Regions from separate parts of the Homo sapiens genome. Here region 2 is linked to region 1. Evidence: chromatin contacts called from ENCODE Hi-C data. All regions are on one chromosome and are shown on one strand. The core of a region is the stretch at or near the end of the contact, and the rest is flanking DNA. Distances in the headings are between cores, read along the strand shown. Region 1 has its middle 98 kb from the start of IPO5. Region 2 overlaps FARP1 (FERM, ARH/RhoGEF and pleckstrin domain protein 1).

The links. A loop is a pair of places that touch in the nucleus more often than their neighbours do. Pooled maps may share reads with other maps.
Region 2: a loop to region 1 is called in a map of heart right ventricle, with 3 times the contacts of the local background. The contact joins two enhancer-like sites. A Hi-C loop is called at or near these places in 8 of 168 maps with a recorded cell type or tissue (IMR-90, PC-9, Right ventricle myocardium superior and 5 more), 2 of 37 single-sample maps with no recorded cell type and 17 of 50 pooled maps.

The regions. Positions count from the first base shown.
Region 1 is chr13:97,851,347-97,859,109 of GRCh38, forward strand. No RefSeq gene overlaps it. Among named protein-coding and RNA genes, the nearest start is that of IPO5, 98 kb to the right of the region's middle. RefSeq lists enhancers at 5,131-5,200, 5,231-5,350, 5,371-5,470. Within about 2 kb of position 4,770, at least 4 of the 41 ENCODE cell types and tissues checked have a DNase peak (open chromatin) inside an H3K27ac peak, as active enhancers do.
Region 2 is chr13:98,401,786-98,409,548 of GRCh38, forward strand. FARP1 (FERM, ARH/RhoGEF and pleckstrin domain protein 1) reads left to right here. Exons shown (of 27, transcript NM_005766.4): 14 at 7,553-7,740. Among named protein-coding and RNA genes, the nearest start is that of FARP1-AS1, 30 kb to the right of the region's middle. Within about 2 kb of position 3,371, at least 3 of the 41 ENCODE cell types and tissues checked have a DNase peak (open chromatin) inside an H3K27ac peak, as active enhancers do.

The sequences.
Region 1 (7,763 bases), core at 3,520-6,019:
GAGCACTCACTCACTATCACGAGAACAGCATGGGCGAAACCACCCCCCCATGATGCAATCACCTCCCTCCCTCCACACGTGGGGATTACAGTTGGAGATGAGATTTGGCTGGGGAGACAGAGCTAAACCATATCACATGGTAAACGAGAATTAAGTTGCAGCTGGAAGTAAGGTTGCTAATCAGCTCACTTTAAAGTAGATTATCCTAAATTATCTGAGTGAGCCCAATGTAATCCATTTACAAGCAGACAAGGAAGCAGCAGAGAGTCAGAGGAGGATGTGACCAGAGAAGAAAGTCAGAGAGAGGTGATGTTGCTGGCTGTGAAGATGGAGGAGGGGCCACAAACCAAGGAGAGTGAGCAGCCTCTAGAAGCTGGAAAAGGCAAGGAAACTGATTCACTTCTGGACTTTCCAGAAGAGAACACAGCCCTGCCAACACATGAATTTGAGCCAAGTGAAGACTTCTAACTAAGCCAAGCGTGAGACTTCTAAATTACAGAAATATAAGGCAATAAATTTGTGTTGTTTCAAGCAACTGTGTAATAATTTGTTACAGCAGCAATAGAAATTATTACAAGCAACTACTATGTTATAGATGTTATATTAGGAGCAAAGAATCTATGAGTATACTGCCTTATTGAGTCCTTGCAAAGAAGTATTGCTATCACTGCTTTTTAGATGCCAAACCAAGGTTCAGAGCAGATAAGCAATGGACGAAAAGTCCTGTATTAGTCCGTTCTCCCATTGCTATAAAGAAATACCTGAGACTGGGTAATTTATAAAGAAAAGAGGTTTAATTGGCTCATGGTCTGCAGGCTGTACAGGAAGCATGGCAGCACCTGCTTCTAGGGAAGCCTCAGGGAGCTTTTGCTCATGGTAGAAGGCACAGTGGAGGCAAGCGTCTTACCTGACAAGAGCAGGACCAAGACAGCGGGGAAGGTGTTATGTACTTTGAAAAACCAGATCTCGTGATAATTTACTGCCTCACTGTCATGAGAACAGCACTGGGGGGATGGTGCTAAACCATGAGAAACTGCCCCTGTGCCTCCAAAGCACTGAGCACCAGCAAATATTTAATGCTTAACAGACTGCCTGACTCATACTTGAATACTTGAAGAATCAAAGATGCATGGATGGATGGATGGGTGGGTGAAGGGGTAGATGAGTGGGTGGGTAGATGGGTGAATGGGTGGGTGTATGGATGGATGGATGGATGGATAGATGGTTGGTTGTGTGGATGGTTAGATGATTGGATGGAAAAATGGGTGGTTGGATGGATGGTTAGATTAATGGCTGGGTAGATGGAAGGATCAATAAATGCGTGGAAGTGTGGATGGGTGGATGGGTGGATGGATGGATGGATGGATGGATAGATGGATGGATGGATAGATGGTTGGGTACATGGATGGTTAGATGGTTGGATGGAAAAATGGGTGGATGGATAGATGGTTAGATGAATGGTTGGGTGGATGGGAGGATCGATTAATGAGTGGATGAATGGGTGGGTGGATAGATGGATGAGTGGATGGGATGCATAGATGGGTGGGTAGGTGGATACATGGTTTGATGGAAAAATGGGTGGGTGGGTGGGTAGATGAATGGATAGATGGGTGGGTAGATTGTTGGATGGATGCATAGGTGAATGGACGTGAGGGTAGGTAAGTAGATGGATGGGTGGATGGATGGATGGATGGATGGATGGACTGGTGGGTGGATGAGTGGGTGGATGGGTGAATGGGTGGAAAAATGAATGGGCAGTATAGTAGCCATTCAGAGACTGCTAAAGTGCTGGAAAGTTGACACAGAGCTACGTAACAGTCTTATTTGATATTTACTAATAATACAGTTCCATGGAGAAAAACATCAGCTTATTTGACTTAAATATGACATGTATTTGCAAATCTCATGAAGAGAAACTCACACTGCTTTTCAAAAAATGGTCCTGCCCTGCAGTGGTGCTGACATCAAGCAGTGTCCCAGAGAGGGGAGGAAGCAGACACTGGCCAGAGATCCATTATAAGGGCTCTTGGCTCATTAACTTTCTACTTCCATCAGTGGCCTTGTCACCTCAGTTAACCTTCTTTCCATCTCATTTCACTCCCCCTTCTCCCAGAAATCCATGATACTTCCATTTTCTCTTCCATTAGGGCACAATTAGGAAGGTGCTTGGCATGTAAGGAAGGCCCAATAGATATTTGGCAGTGTTTATTAATGAATCCCACTGTTCTTCTGACACATCTATCCCCTCTAGTCCTTCACCCACGCAGCTACCAAAAATATCAAAACAGCATGAGATGTCATATTTTAATGTGTAACACAAATGAAATGTGGCCTGCTTGCTACTGATTTAAGGTCTAGCTTAGTCCTGTGACTCATTGCAAGTCAAACAACAAAAATCCTTGAAGAGTAAATAGCAAAATTTCCTAAAAATTTCCATTAGACTCTCTCTCCCTAAAGACCCTAATCGTTGCTTTCTTTCTCCAAAAACAAGACAAGGGTGGGGCTTTCTGAACTGGCTCCGGACACCCTCCCTCCTGCTCATCCAGACTTTTCTCTCCTCTTGCTCACTTCCTGCCATTTCACATGCAATCGAATTTCAACTTCCCAAATATATTGTGAGTTCCCCAGATCTTCTCACTCCTTTTCCATGATCAGTGCAATTAAGACATAGAAATCAGAAGGTCGACATGTGAAAAAAAATGCTCAACACCATTAATTGTCAGGAAAATGCAAGTTAAAACCACAATGAGGTATTACCCCACACCTGTCAGTATGGCTGTTATAAAAAAAAAAAATGATAACAGGTGTTGGCAAGGATGTAGAGAAGAGGGAACCCTTGTACATTATTGGTGGGAACATAAATAGGTAAAGCCAGTACGGAAAACAATATGGAGGTTCCTCAAAAATTAAAAATAGAACTAGCATATGATCCAGCAGTCCCACTACTGGCTATATATACAAAAGATATGAAATCAGCATGTCAAAGAGTTATCTACATGCCTGTGTTTACTGCAGCATTACTCACAATAGCCAAAATAGGAAATCAACCTAAGTGTCCAGCAACAGATGAGTGGATAAAGAAAATATGGTGTAAATACACAATGGAATACTATTCAGCCACTAAAAAAAGGAAACCTTGTGTTTGCAACAACATGGATGAGCCTAGAGGACATAATATAATGTTAAATGAAATAAGCCAGGCACAGAAAGACAAACACCACATGATCTCACTTACATGTGGAGTGTTAAATGTCAAATCATATAGAAACAGAGAGTAAAATGGTGGCTACAGGGAAAGAGGAAGTAGAAACGGGAAGATGTTGGTTAAAGAGTATCAAGCTTTGGTTAGACCACAGGAATAAATTCTGGAGAGCTATTTTACAGCCTGGTGACTATAGTTAACAAATGTTAATAATAGCAATGTATGCTTGAAAATTGTGGCCCAGGTGCAGTGGCTCATATCTGTAATCCCAGCACTTTGGGAGGCCGAGGCAGGTGGATCACCTGAGGTCAGGAGTTCGAGACCATCCTGGCCAACATGGTGAAACCCCATCTCCACTAAAAATAGGAAAACTAGCCAGGAATGGTGGCAGGCACCTGTAGTCCCAGCTACTCGGGAGGCTGAGGCAGGAGAATTGTTTGAACCTGGGAGGCGGAGGTTGCAGTGAACCAAGATCGCGCCACTGCCCTCCAGCCTGGATGACAGAGGAGACTCCATCTCAAAAAAAAAAAAAAAAAGGCTAAAAGATTAGCTCTTAAATGCTCTCAACACAAAAGCGTGATAAGAATGTGAGGAGATGGATACGTTAATTAGTTTGATTTAGTCATTTCACAATGTATACCTATATCAAAACATTGAATGTTATACCATAAACATATACAATTTTCACTTGTCAATTATACCTTAATAAATCTGGAAAAAATTAAAATTTAGAAAAGAATATCTCACAATTATAATATTCTTTTAGATATGCTTTTCTGGAATCATTTCCTTTGTATGTTACGGATTAATGTATAATATATGAACATTACAGCAAGGTAATTCAATCTTTGCCTTCCGATCTTTGTGCTGTTGTTATCAATAATTTTATTTCCACATATGTTAGACATGGTTACTATCTTTGCTTTAATCAGTCAAATATATTTTAATAAAAGTTTAAGATGAGAAATAAAAACTAAAATAAAATAGAAGCCAGGGAAAGTCTTGGAATAATTGTTTTTAGTATCTGTCACATGTGATTTGTTGCAGTTAGATTTCATCAAAATGCATTGGCTTTATTTGGAGAAGGCCATGGCAATGTTGGAGCCCAAGCAGCATAGATAATGTGCGTATATTTGGCACTAGGGGGCGATATAGCATTGCTTTCAGCCCTTCACTGTCAGCGCACACGCAAAATAAATGAATTCCCGCTAAGGAAAATCATTCCCAACTTTTCTTCTGCATCTCAAGTCATTGGCTCTTACGTCACTTGGCAAAGCACTCTGAACAGCAGGCCTCGAAGGTCCATTCTTTAAGTTACTGATTTATCGATTTTGTTTGCTGGTGTTTTCACTTAATCCTTGGTTTGCTTTCACTGAGCTCTGAGAGTTTTTTTAAATTGGTCAGTCTTGCTAGAATTCCAAACATACAAACAAAAAAAAACTCTACTGTTTACAGTAATCTACCATGGATCTAGTGGTTGTCTGGATTCTGGCACAGGGACTGGCTCTGGGGGGCAGCTGAATTCTGATGGAAGAAAGCACTAATGCTAATGTGGAAGGCCTGCGCTTGGCTGAGTCCCAAAGGAAGCAATTCCAGGCCCTGACCCCAGGCTGGGCCCCTGTTTCTCGGTCACAAGGGAGGCCAGCTAAGACTTGTGCAACCCGGCTCGAAGGATGTCGAAGCACCCTCAATTTCATATGCAAATGAGAGCCAGTCCAAAAAAGGATTGCAGGGTTTCCCAGAAGGTCCAGCTCCTTGGAGGATTATGAAGCCGCCAGCTGATTTCACATTCCACCTGATTTACAGCATTAACTGCAGATTTTTTTTTAAATATCTAATACGATATGATGCCTACGTGTATCAAGATGGCTCTAAGGAGCTTTAATTTGCATTGGGTTTTTTGGTTTTGCTCAGTCATAGCATGTTCTAGGAGCTACTTGTATCAATATCAAGAGGGTAAGTCCCACCAGCACTCTCAGGAGGAGGCCTTCCTGTAGGTATTCAGGCCCTTGGAAGAAGGGCTGTTGGCCCTAGAATTTACCAAAGGGGCAGAACTCAGGCCCTCTGTATTCTGACGGTGAAGTTTGTGGTTCCCCAAGGAGGAGGAAGAGATGACACAGGTGCTCCCCAGGTGTCTCTTGCCTCCTGGAATGGCCGCCAGAAGAAGTGAAACAGCTGAGCTATGAAAGCTGTAAACTCAGGAGCACAAGGAGGGCAGGGGCTGGGTCCTCCCTCAGAGAACCACAGTAATGAGCACAGAACTCAGTCTGCACCAGGTCAGCATCTCTGTCAGATGGTGCTGGACCAGGCGTCCTCCCTACCAGGGCCACCACTTGGGATGTTGGACGTGAGGCTCACAGAAGCAAGTAGGAGCTGAGATCTTGCCCAGATTTCCTGTGCCACACAAAGAGTCCACAGGGCTGTGCATGCCCAGACGGGCATTCCTCCCTAACTTCTGGAAAGTCCCTGGGGGACTTAGAGGTGGCTCTGACATTGACACGGTGTGGCAAGGAGGAGCTGTGGCAACGGCGAACTGATTAAACTTTGGCTTCACCACCCAACTCCCTACCACCTCCCACCTTAGACACTATAACCCTCAAGTTTTTAAACAACTGGGGGAGCAGGTAGCCCTAAGAAGGAGATACCAGCCTTTCTGCTAGTCAAGAATGACTTCGGAGCTGGGTGTGGTGGTGTGGCCTGTAACCCCAGCCACTTGTGAGGCTAAGGCAGGAAGATTGCTCAAGCCTGGGCATTCGAGGCCAACCTGGGCAACATAGACAGACCTCGCCTCTAAAAAAAATTTTAATAATGATCTTGGGTTAGTTTTCATTTTTTAAGAGATGATGAGACCACGTGTGTGCTGCAAGTTTGTGAAATAACGCATCAATAGCGCTCAGAGTAACACTCAGACGGCAAAGAACTTATCATAATGCCTTTTTTAATGCCAAAATGAGTCTTAGAGAGATTAAGTGACTGTTGCACAGATAATAAATGAAAGAAATGTGAGTACCCAGTTTCTCTCCCCAGTACTCTAATTGATAGATTTTGGAGCAATAGTCCTGCTTTAATAATTAATTCATATTGCTGCATGGATGAGCTATGGGATATTATAGCCAATTCTACCATAAAATATATCATTAAAAAATTTTTTGCAAACTAATTCTTAATTTGGCTAGCTGAGACCTTGGACTAATTCCTGGAACCAAACCCTCTCATTTCTACATCTGCATGGTGACAGGATTGACAGGCGATTTCCAAGGGCCCTTTCAACTGCAGAATTCCCATAGTCTGAGCAAAAATAAGCATTGACTATACAACAGAAATTAAAATAGCTTTACAACAACACTGCCAGGAATTATTCTCCAGATCGTGCAGATGAGAAAACCAAGGCTTTGAGAGATGAAGCCTCTTGGACAGGATCACTCAGCTGGTCAGTAGAGAGGCAGGATCATGAGCATGTGGCTGCGAAGCCCACACTCCATTGACACCCTACATGACCTGCATCAAACAAAATACTCTTCCCTTGGTTTCCCCGCCAATGTTACACACTATGATTCGGTCCGACATACTCTGGGAGAACTCACCACCAGTAGGAGTATGTTCAAACATGGTCACTCAAGGAATGGGGAGTTTGGTGGGGAATTGAGAGTACAGACGATGTGTACAGTGAGAGGCATTATTTGACCAGCAGGCCTGGAAGGAGGAAGGGCTGCCATGGAATCAGGGGATTCAGTCCCCTGGAAGGTTCTGAAAGGCAGCTCAGAGCAGAGGCAGTAAACTAGTGGCCTGCAAGCCATATGTGGCCACAGCTGTGTTTTTGGTGAGCAAAGCACATTTTTAAATTGAATGAGTTGCCAACATTTTTAGATTTTTTTTTTAATCCAGATTTGTAACCCAGGCGGTGCTGGAACTTAACAACAATAAGCTGGAGTAGAGGAGCCCCATCCCCCTGGAGCTCTGCATCTCTAAAGTCACCATCCTGTCTAGTTTTATTAATTTAAGTTAGCTGCCTCTTCAACCACTCCCCATAGGCAGTTGAGGTTAAGACCCTTGTTCTGGAGGCATTGAATTGGCGGGGAAGAGAGCAGCTGTAGCAAGTGGCGGGGGGTGGGGGGTAAATGTCAGAAAGGACCAAAGGATGCTGCTGAAGACAACTTCCCATAATTCAAAATTTTGCAAATGAAGACTGGCCAGATTCTGTGCAATTAAGAACCTGGCCCAGTCCAGGGAAGGGCGCCAGCCTGGCGTAAAGAAGTTTTGAACGTGATCCCGATGCGAGTGCTCACAGCAATGAGAATTAGCTCCAGAACCTCCCCTTCCGCTTCACCTGCTCATAGGTTGTTCTGCTCTCTGATATCCTATTCCCAATCCTTGCTTAATGTGTAGATTCTATCCTGCCCCATTCCTCCAACAAGACTCTCTAAAGTCCCAGTCTTGGGACTCATTCTTGGGTTCTAGCGTTCACTTCTTTTGTCTTGGAGTCTGGTGCCCTGGTTGTGTAAGTCACAGTACTGTGTCACTTTTAAAATTTCTCTGGATTGCAAATAGTTTGTTGGGTAAA
Region 2 (7,763 bases), core at 2,121-4,620, 550 kb after region 1:
GGGAAGAATTAGAAAATCTTCTTTTCCTGAAAGCTTTAAACATTGAATAGACTCTGATTTATTCAGGATCATTTCGGTGTAGATTGGCCACTCGACACAGACATCACAGCATGGTAGCCTCGAAACCAAGCCTTCAGCATCTTCTCGGCGCCCGGTGTTGGAGTGTTACTTGGAGTGGAGGCAGTGCATTTGCATCTTCATGTAGTCTCCAGATCAGGTTACTCTGATTTGTCTTGGAGTGGCTTTCTGTTTGAAAGTAGGGAAGATTAAAAATCAACTTGCCACGGGATATCTGATCTCCATGAGTAGTTGAAAGCCAGTCTAAAAGGTTAACTCTACAGGGCCGGCGCCGCCAGTGCGGTCATGGAAAATCGTGCTGTGAGATACTGGAGTGTGCTGCTGGGGCCAGGTGCAGCAATTGCAGAATGTTGAGGAGTGAGGAGTAGTTAGAAATCACTGCAACATGGAAAAGCACACAGACCAAGGACGCTAAGGAGGGAGCGAGGACTACCGGGCAGGTGTGCGTGTGTGGAGTAAAATGCATCGGACAGTGATTGACTCCACTTTTGAGTGAGATGTGGAGGCGGTAGTGGTGTGGGGGTTGTGAGGGAGTGAGTCTGCTTTATTATGAATCAGGATTGATAGCTGGCCTTAAAGTGGGAAATGATAGAAGGGTCACTTAGGAGCCTGCAGTGGCATGGTGACCAGTCTGTTATTACTCATAGATGACCTTTTCTGGCTCTTGAAACCAAGCTAACGACTCCTTTTTCTTCTGGGCCTCAAAGTTTCTTTGTAGGAAGTAAAGCATTTGTCACTTTCCCTGCAGTGATTTATTGAAAGACTGAAGATAGGTCTTCCTTAGTTAAGGACGCACACTGGCTGCTCGCTCCAGAAGCACCAAGAATGGCTGATGGATAAATCCCTTACCCATACTCCTGTTTCTGCCTCCTAAGGTTGCTGTGAAAACCTAACTAACCAAACCTCACCAGCTTGGCCTATATTATTAATCAAATTCCCTTCTGTTCTCTCTGTGTGTATATTTAATACTGTAGATAATATGTTTTATTTAAAATTTCTAATACACCAAATTAATTTGAAATAGAAAAGGCTGGGGACTTCATTCTCATTTTTGTCATTTGTTTAATCAGTTTGGGAAAACATTTTCCGTTGTTCCATTGTATGCAGTGTCTTGTCAGCATGTACCTATCTAGGAGAAAACGCTTTGTTTTCAGCGTTCTGTCTTTACCCTCAAAGCATGGTGTAGCTTCTGTTCTTACACTGTTGGAGCACTGTCTGATGTCTTTTTTTTTTTTTTTAACACTGCTGAATACCAATTTGTACTTGGAATACCTCTTTCCTCTAGAATACAGTGATCCTATTCCCCAAAGTGCAAGCTTTCATGTGGAAGCATCCTAAGTGATCGTCCTGGGTGATGCCATATTTCACTAAAGTGGGAAAAGAAGAGGTGAACTTTGCTCTTCCAACAAGGCTTGCACTTTATACTTTGGGCAGTGCATGGGAGAAGGGGGGCCCTTAGAGGTGAGCAGGATCACTGTAGCTAGAGGAGAGGTCTCACTGAAACAGAACGCATCTGTGACTGTAGCTTGCATGGAGAGCCTAGACAGCCAACCATGGATTTGCCTTTATGTTTTGAATGGAAACATCTATTTCAATTGGGATAGAAACCTTTACCTATGTCATATCTGTAAGAGAATTTAGCTTATAGATATGTAGATACGTGTGTGTGTTGCTGGGTGGGGAAGTGGGTGGGAATGTAGAAAAGGCCTCACCTGACTTGGTCCCAGTTGGCTTCTGATGGCCAAGGAGCTGTTTTTCATTTTGGTGGGCACCCAACATGTAGGTTCTCACAGATGCTGTCTGGTTTCTTCTTCTCTCCATGGCGGAACAATGAAGTACGTCAATAAAGCATGGACTCATACCACTGGGAAGAATGCTGGCTTCTCCAGTAACAATGAGCTTGGTGGTTCTTTGAGCATGGAAGGCCAAGCTCATGTCACAGTGTATGCACGGTATTAATATATCTCTTGTTGATCTAAACTGAAGGGGCTTTTACTTGTCCTAACAGGTATCATGCTGTAAAAACTGTCCATTGTAACTGTTCTTTCCCACTGATGGCTGAAGCTTTGTCCTGAGTACAAGATGGTATTTTTCATTGGTACGAAGCACCATGTTCCCAACCCAAACACTGCCTCCACCACCACCACCACCACCATCACCACCACCACTGCTACTACCAACATCACCACCACCATCACCACCACCGTGTTCAAACAAAGCAGCATTCTCCTGTGTCTTTTCCTCATAAGTAAGAACAAGGTAGCACATTCATTTTTCCATTAGTGCATTTCAATTCTTTTCCTGCAAGTTGCATTGCTATTGCTTTTCTGAATTGCTTGATGATGAACTGTGAAGCTGATGCTTAGCTGCTTGTGAAACTTTTCTTAAAGGAACTGGGTCTAAGAAGCACACATACATTACCCTCAACAACCTCAGGTATCAAGAAGAGGACCACACTGCTAACATGGGTAATCCTATAACCTGGCTTTTCTTGTGGAACTTTGTAATTTCTATAAAATACCGCCAGCTTTGCGTATTCCACTGAGCCCCAACTTAGATATCAGACGCTAGTGAGTCCTGCCTATTCAGGAAGCTACGTATTATTCAGCATAATACTGCCCTTTTTTTTGATAACTGGCTTTCAAATGGGATAATCTCAAGAGAGGTTTCATTGTATCCTCTTAGAGCGTATGGATTTAAATAGAGCCTTTCAAAAAAATAGATGAAAACCTACATCTCTAATATATTTCCTACTTGGGCCTTTTGAGCATATTCTGGGCACATAGAGAGAAAATCTCCTATGTTTTAGAACAGAATAAAAGAAGACAAATTATGGTAGATAAGTGGCACCCAGAAGATTGCAAAATAAATAATTTTATGTGGGGGAATATTGAAGAAAAAGCATAGAAACTTTTTTATAATTGCACTTTAAAATTTTGGAAAAGAAAAATTGAGAATGCAATCAGTAGTCTCATTTTTGTCAGTATTCTGTCAGATATTAGCTATTCAATAAGCATATCTTGGATTACTATTTTTTTAGTTGTCAGTTTTTCTAGTTTCCCCCTTTATAGGAAAAAATAATACCTATGTGGTTAAAAACTGAGACCCATTTAAAAAACAGGACAGGTACAGTTAAGTACTAGAAATGCCGTTTTTATCACTTGAAAAATAGATTAGAAATGTTTTTCTTTTCCCAGAATTGTGTGAGTTTGTTTTGAAGCCTTGAATACCGGTACATGGTTAACAGGCAGCTTGTGCCCAATCCCAAAGCGGGAAGAAAGGCCTGGCTTTGGCTCACTGATGATAAAGTCTCCTCCCACTGCCTTTCAGCAGCTCTGCCGAAGAGCTGATCAAGATGCTGCAAACCCAGCTTCCCCAGACCGGCCAAGAGGGAAGAATGATGAGCGTGTTTTAAATTACAAAGAGAGAGCAGCGCAGGCAGTTTCTGGTCTGGGTGATAAATTGAAATCCATAAATATAGCAGTGCTAATTTGAAGTTCCGTAATTGTTTGTGCCATGAGAATGTGTACATTTGAAAGGATTTTATAAAGCAATTACTAGAAATGCCTCCCTTGAGAGCTGTATGACTGGAGGTGTTTTCAGTCTGAGGGGGGCAGCATAAACCCAAACCTCTTCTAGATGAATGGCAGGGTGGCGGGAGGGGTCATGAAATCATGGGGAAGAGGTGAAGGATTTGAGAGCTACTAACCTGACATCTAACTGAATGCCTAAGAAATTGCAGGGCAATTTCAGGAAATAGGAAAAATAATTTTGAAAACATTCAAAGCCTCCAGACTTTCGGTGTGTGACTGATCTTTTTTCTAATCTCTTTAAACTTCTTTCCACCTATTGCCTTAATAGCAGGTGCTTCCTCTTAGGGTCCCCCCAAATTATTTACCTCGAGTTCCCTAATGAAATTACTTTGCATTAATTTGTCATAAAGGGAGAAGTGCTAGAAATACCGAGGCATTGATAATTTCATGGAGTAGCAATGAATGTCAGTCACAGTTTCCTCTCCCCGTTGCCCGGGGCTGTGCCTTCAAAGCAGGTGACAGACTGCAAGGTGTAAACAAGCTTTATAATGCCATATAAATCAAACCGGGCTCATTTTACCTAACAACAGAACCATGTTTGTTTGCTTTTTTGTAAAATGGACTACTTCAGTGAAAAATTGATTCCACGTAGTTCTAATAACTCTGTGACCTTGGACATTGGCTTTTTATAGACACAGCTCTTCCCACCTGCTGGTATGGACACCAGTTTGTACAGACTGTTGTCACACACCCTGGCTCAAAGTCAAAAGAGAATTTTAATTACTCATCAAGCTGCCAAATTCTACTAATTGCCCCCTTGTCAGCATATTTCATTAATTGCTGAAAGGTAAATGAGTTACATATTTTGTTTGGACCACGTCACCTGTACATTTTCAAAGCCTCGGATTGTTTATCTTGCAAAGAGAGAAGGGGCCTCTTCTCCACAGATGCAGCTCAAATTAGCAAAACTGAACTGTAGAGTTTCAGGCCTTTCCCTTCCTTAAAATGCTGATAGATTTCTAGACCAGACTTTGATATTTATTGGCTTCTTGGTCTTGCTGTTTAAACACACCCATTGCCCTTTCTTTCTTAGGCCCTATAAGCAAAGCTGGAGTAGCGTCTTGGGAAAAGGCCAACTGACCACCCTAATTTTGTCGTTCCAAGTCTGCAGAGCGCACATATTAAGTAGTTGTTACTGACATCTTTAGGCTCCGTGAGTGAAATGCAGCAAGCCTGCCCCCAGCAGCCTGTGGGCTAATCCTGAGCTGTTCCTTCGTTTAGGTACACAGGTGACCCTGAAGTTCCCACTCGGCCCTCTGTTTTCTGAGTCCTGTCTCCTCTGTAGCACAGTGGGGATTGTTCTGAACCGTGGCACGCCTTCTTGGCGAGGCAGGCTCTCTTATGGAACCATAGTCTGTTACCTCATTTCTTCCAACTGCTCTGTCCCCTAAATGTGTGTTCCCAGGTGCAGTGCAGCAAGGGTGCTCGCTGTTGGCCTTTGAGAGTGGAGGTGGCTGTATCGGAGTGTGCTCCCCCTACTTTTTCCCTTGCCCCGAGTGGCAGTTCTTTTCCTCTCTGTTGCCGGATGCTGTCTAGGGCCTGTTAGTTGCTATTTCCTTGCCTCCGCTCCCCTTCCCACTAGCCTTCTAACTACCTTTTATTCTCGGCTCCAACTCTTTCAATGATGAGGTGAATGCTTTTTCTGTTCCACGTCACTGCAAAGTCAAGGTGTCCAGCATGCTCTCACTTATAACTGCCTCACCCGATCTCACGCACAGTGCGAGAGCTGAAGGTAAGCCCCGGATGTTGCCAGATTACGGTGGACAAATAAAAAACAACTCTCCAACAGCAACTCACAAATGCATGAAATGTTTTAACCTCTAGACAGACTGCCAGAATTTCTCTCTTCTAATTCCTACTTGTAGTGATAACATTTTTCTTTTTGTGATTTTTTTTTTTTTAAATAATAGTGTAGTACCTTGAAACAACTGCAGTTCTAACTCATTGTCACCATTTCTGTTTGACACGTTCCACTTCCTTTGCAATTATTGTATTTAGTTGTGCACTAGTGTCAATAAAATTGACATTTGTGAAGCAATTTCTGGCCTTTTTCTCCGGGGTTTTCTGGGTCTGGTGGTGTTTCGGGTGATGGGGTCTTTGTCTAACACAAGGCTTCATGTTAGTGAGGTATATTAAAAAACATGAGGATTTAAAAGCAGAGGGATTTTAAAAATGCAAGCTTACTGAATCTGCCTTTTCCTCACATTTTCTAATCTTGCTATCCAAGGATCATTGCACTAACCAGTAGTCCGTGGGCAGGACGTCTGCCTTTTGTCATTCTCCAGGTACAGTGGATCTTCCTCCACTGTGTTGGCGGTGCTGCTGACTGCTCAACCTGGCACCAAGGGTGGGGGCTGGTGGTGGTTTCTCCAGGGTTCATTTATACTGGGACCAAATTCACCGCCCTTACTTCATCAGCTCCATTCTAGGTAGGCTGTTGTATCTTGTAATTCCAAAATGCACATGCATGACTCCAGAGGGTGAGAACAGATGACAGGAAAATGGGGGTGCTCCTAGAAAACCGCCCTCCACCTTTTCCCTTAGAGATCTTCAGCGTACCAAGTAGCAGCGAGCCTGAAACTGTAGACTGGGAAATTGAGAAAGCGCTGACTTTGTCTTTCCTTATCATGGTAGTAGACAGGACTGCAGGTTATTTTAACTTTGCTTACCTCATATTAGCTCTAGCAAATCTGCTTTATTAGTATAAATATAAGTGTTAGACAAAAACACTTAGGTTAGAAGTATATTCTGAAACATCCCATGTAGCTTCATTGGGTTGAGATACAGATATTTGCAAAAGTGTATTGGCAAAGAGTGTCCTATACATATCATCTCCCTTGGCTGACTCATAGCGGGTAATATATACTTTTTTTTTTTTTTTTTTTTTTTGAGACAGAGTCTCACTTTGTCGCCCAGGCTGGAGTGCAGTGGGGCGATCTCAGTTCACCGCAACCTTACCTACCTGGTTCAAGCAATTCCCCTGCCTCAGCCTCCCAAGTAGCTGGGATTGCAGGCACCCGCCACCATGCCCAGCTAATGTTTTTGTATTTTTGGTAGAGACGGGGTTTCATCATGTTGGCTAGACTGGTCTCAAACTCCTGACCTCAGGCAATCCGCCTGCCTCGGCCTCCCAAAGTGCTGGGATTACAGGCGCGAGCCACTGCGCCTGGCCACATTTTCATATTACTATGGTATCCTTTCTCAAGGACTCATGGTACCCTGTCACTTTTATCTTATAAAGGGAAATTGTGATAATATAATGACGTCTGCTTTTGCATGTTGAAGTGATCACATATGCCTGTAATGTGATGCTAGTGTTTCTGTCCCAAACAGTGAGAGACATGGAATGACATCACCAGGTATAACAAGCTTGCTTCTGTTCTTTGTAGAATGGGGAGTTAGTTGCTTGACCTTTCTGTTAGCTGTGACCCATTGTTACGGGACGTAGTGTGTCCTAAGTACAGCAGTTGCTTAGATGCCTGTTAGTATAGTTGTATTTTCTAATCATTTCCCCATGTCTCATTGTGACATAGACACTGTGTCTTTCTTGAGTAATTCTTAGAAGTAAGCAGTAGTTGGGAGATGAAATTCCTATTTCGGGATACACTATGCTTTTAAGCTATTTTAATTGCTATCTAAGCAGAGTTCTCTATCTTATCATTAATTACGTAATGAGGCTCCATTGAATCCTTCATACTTTGGTATCTTTATTAAGGCAGCTTTGACTTAGGAAAAAAACTAGAAAATAAAGAATCGCTTTAGGTTTGCCATGGCGGGGTAGTCAAATCTTACGATTTGAAAAAGGTGAAAGTAGTGAATAGAAATCAGGTCCCAGAAAAAAATTACTTTTTTTTTCTTTAAAACTTCTCATCCCCAAACAGGCTCCCTGACTGGCAGTCCTCACCTTTCCGAGCTGTCTGTGAACTCGCAGGGGGGAGTGGCCCCTGCCAACGTGACCTTGTCTCCCAACCTGAGCCCCGACACCAAGCAGGCCTCTCCCTTGATCAGCCCGCTGCTGAATGACCAGGCCTGCCCCCGGACGGACGATGAGGATGAGGGCCGGAGGAAGGTACAGGGCCGAGGGCTCAAGCG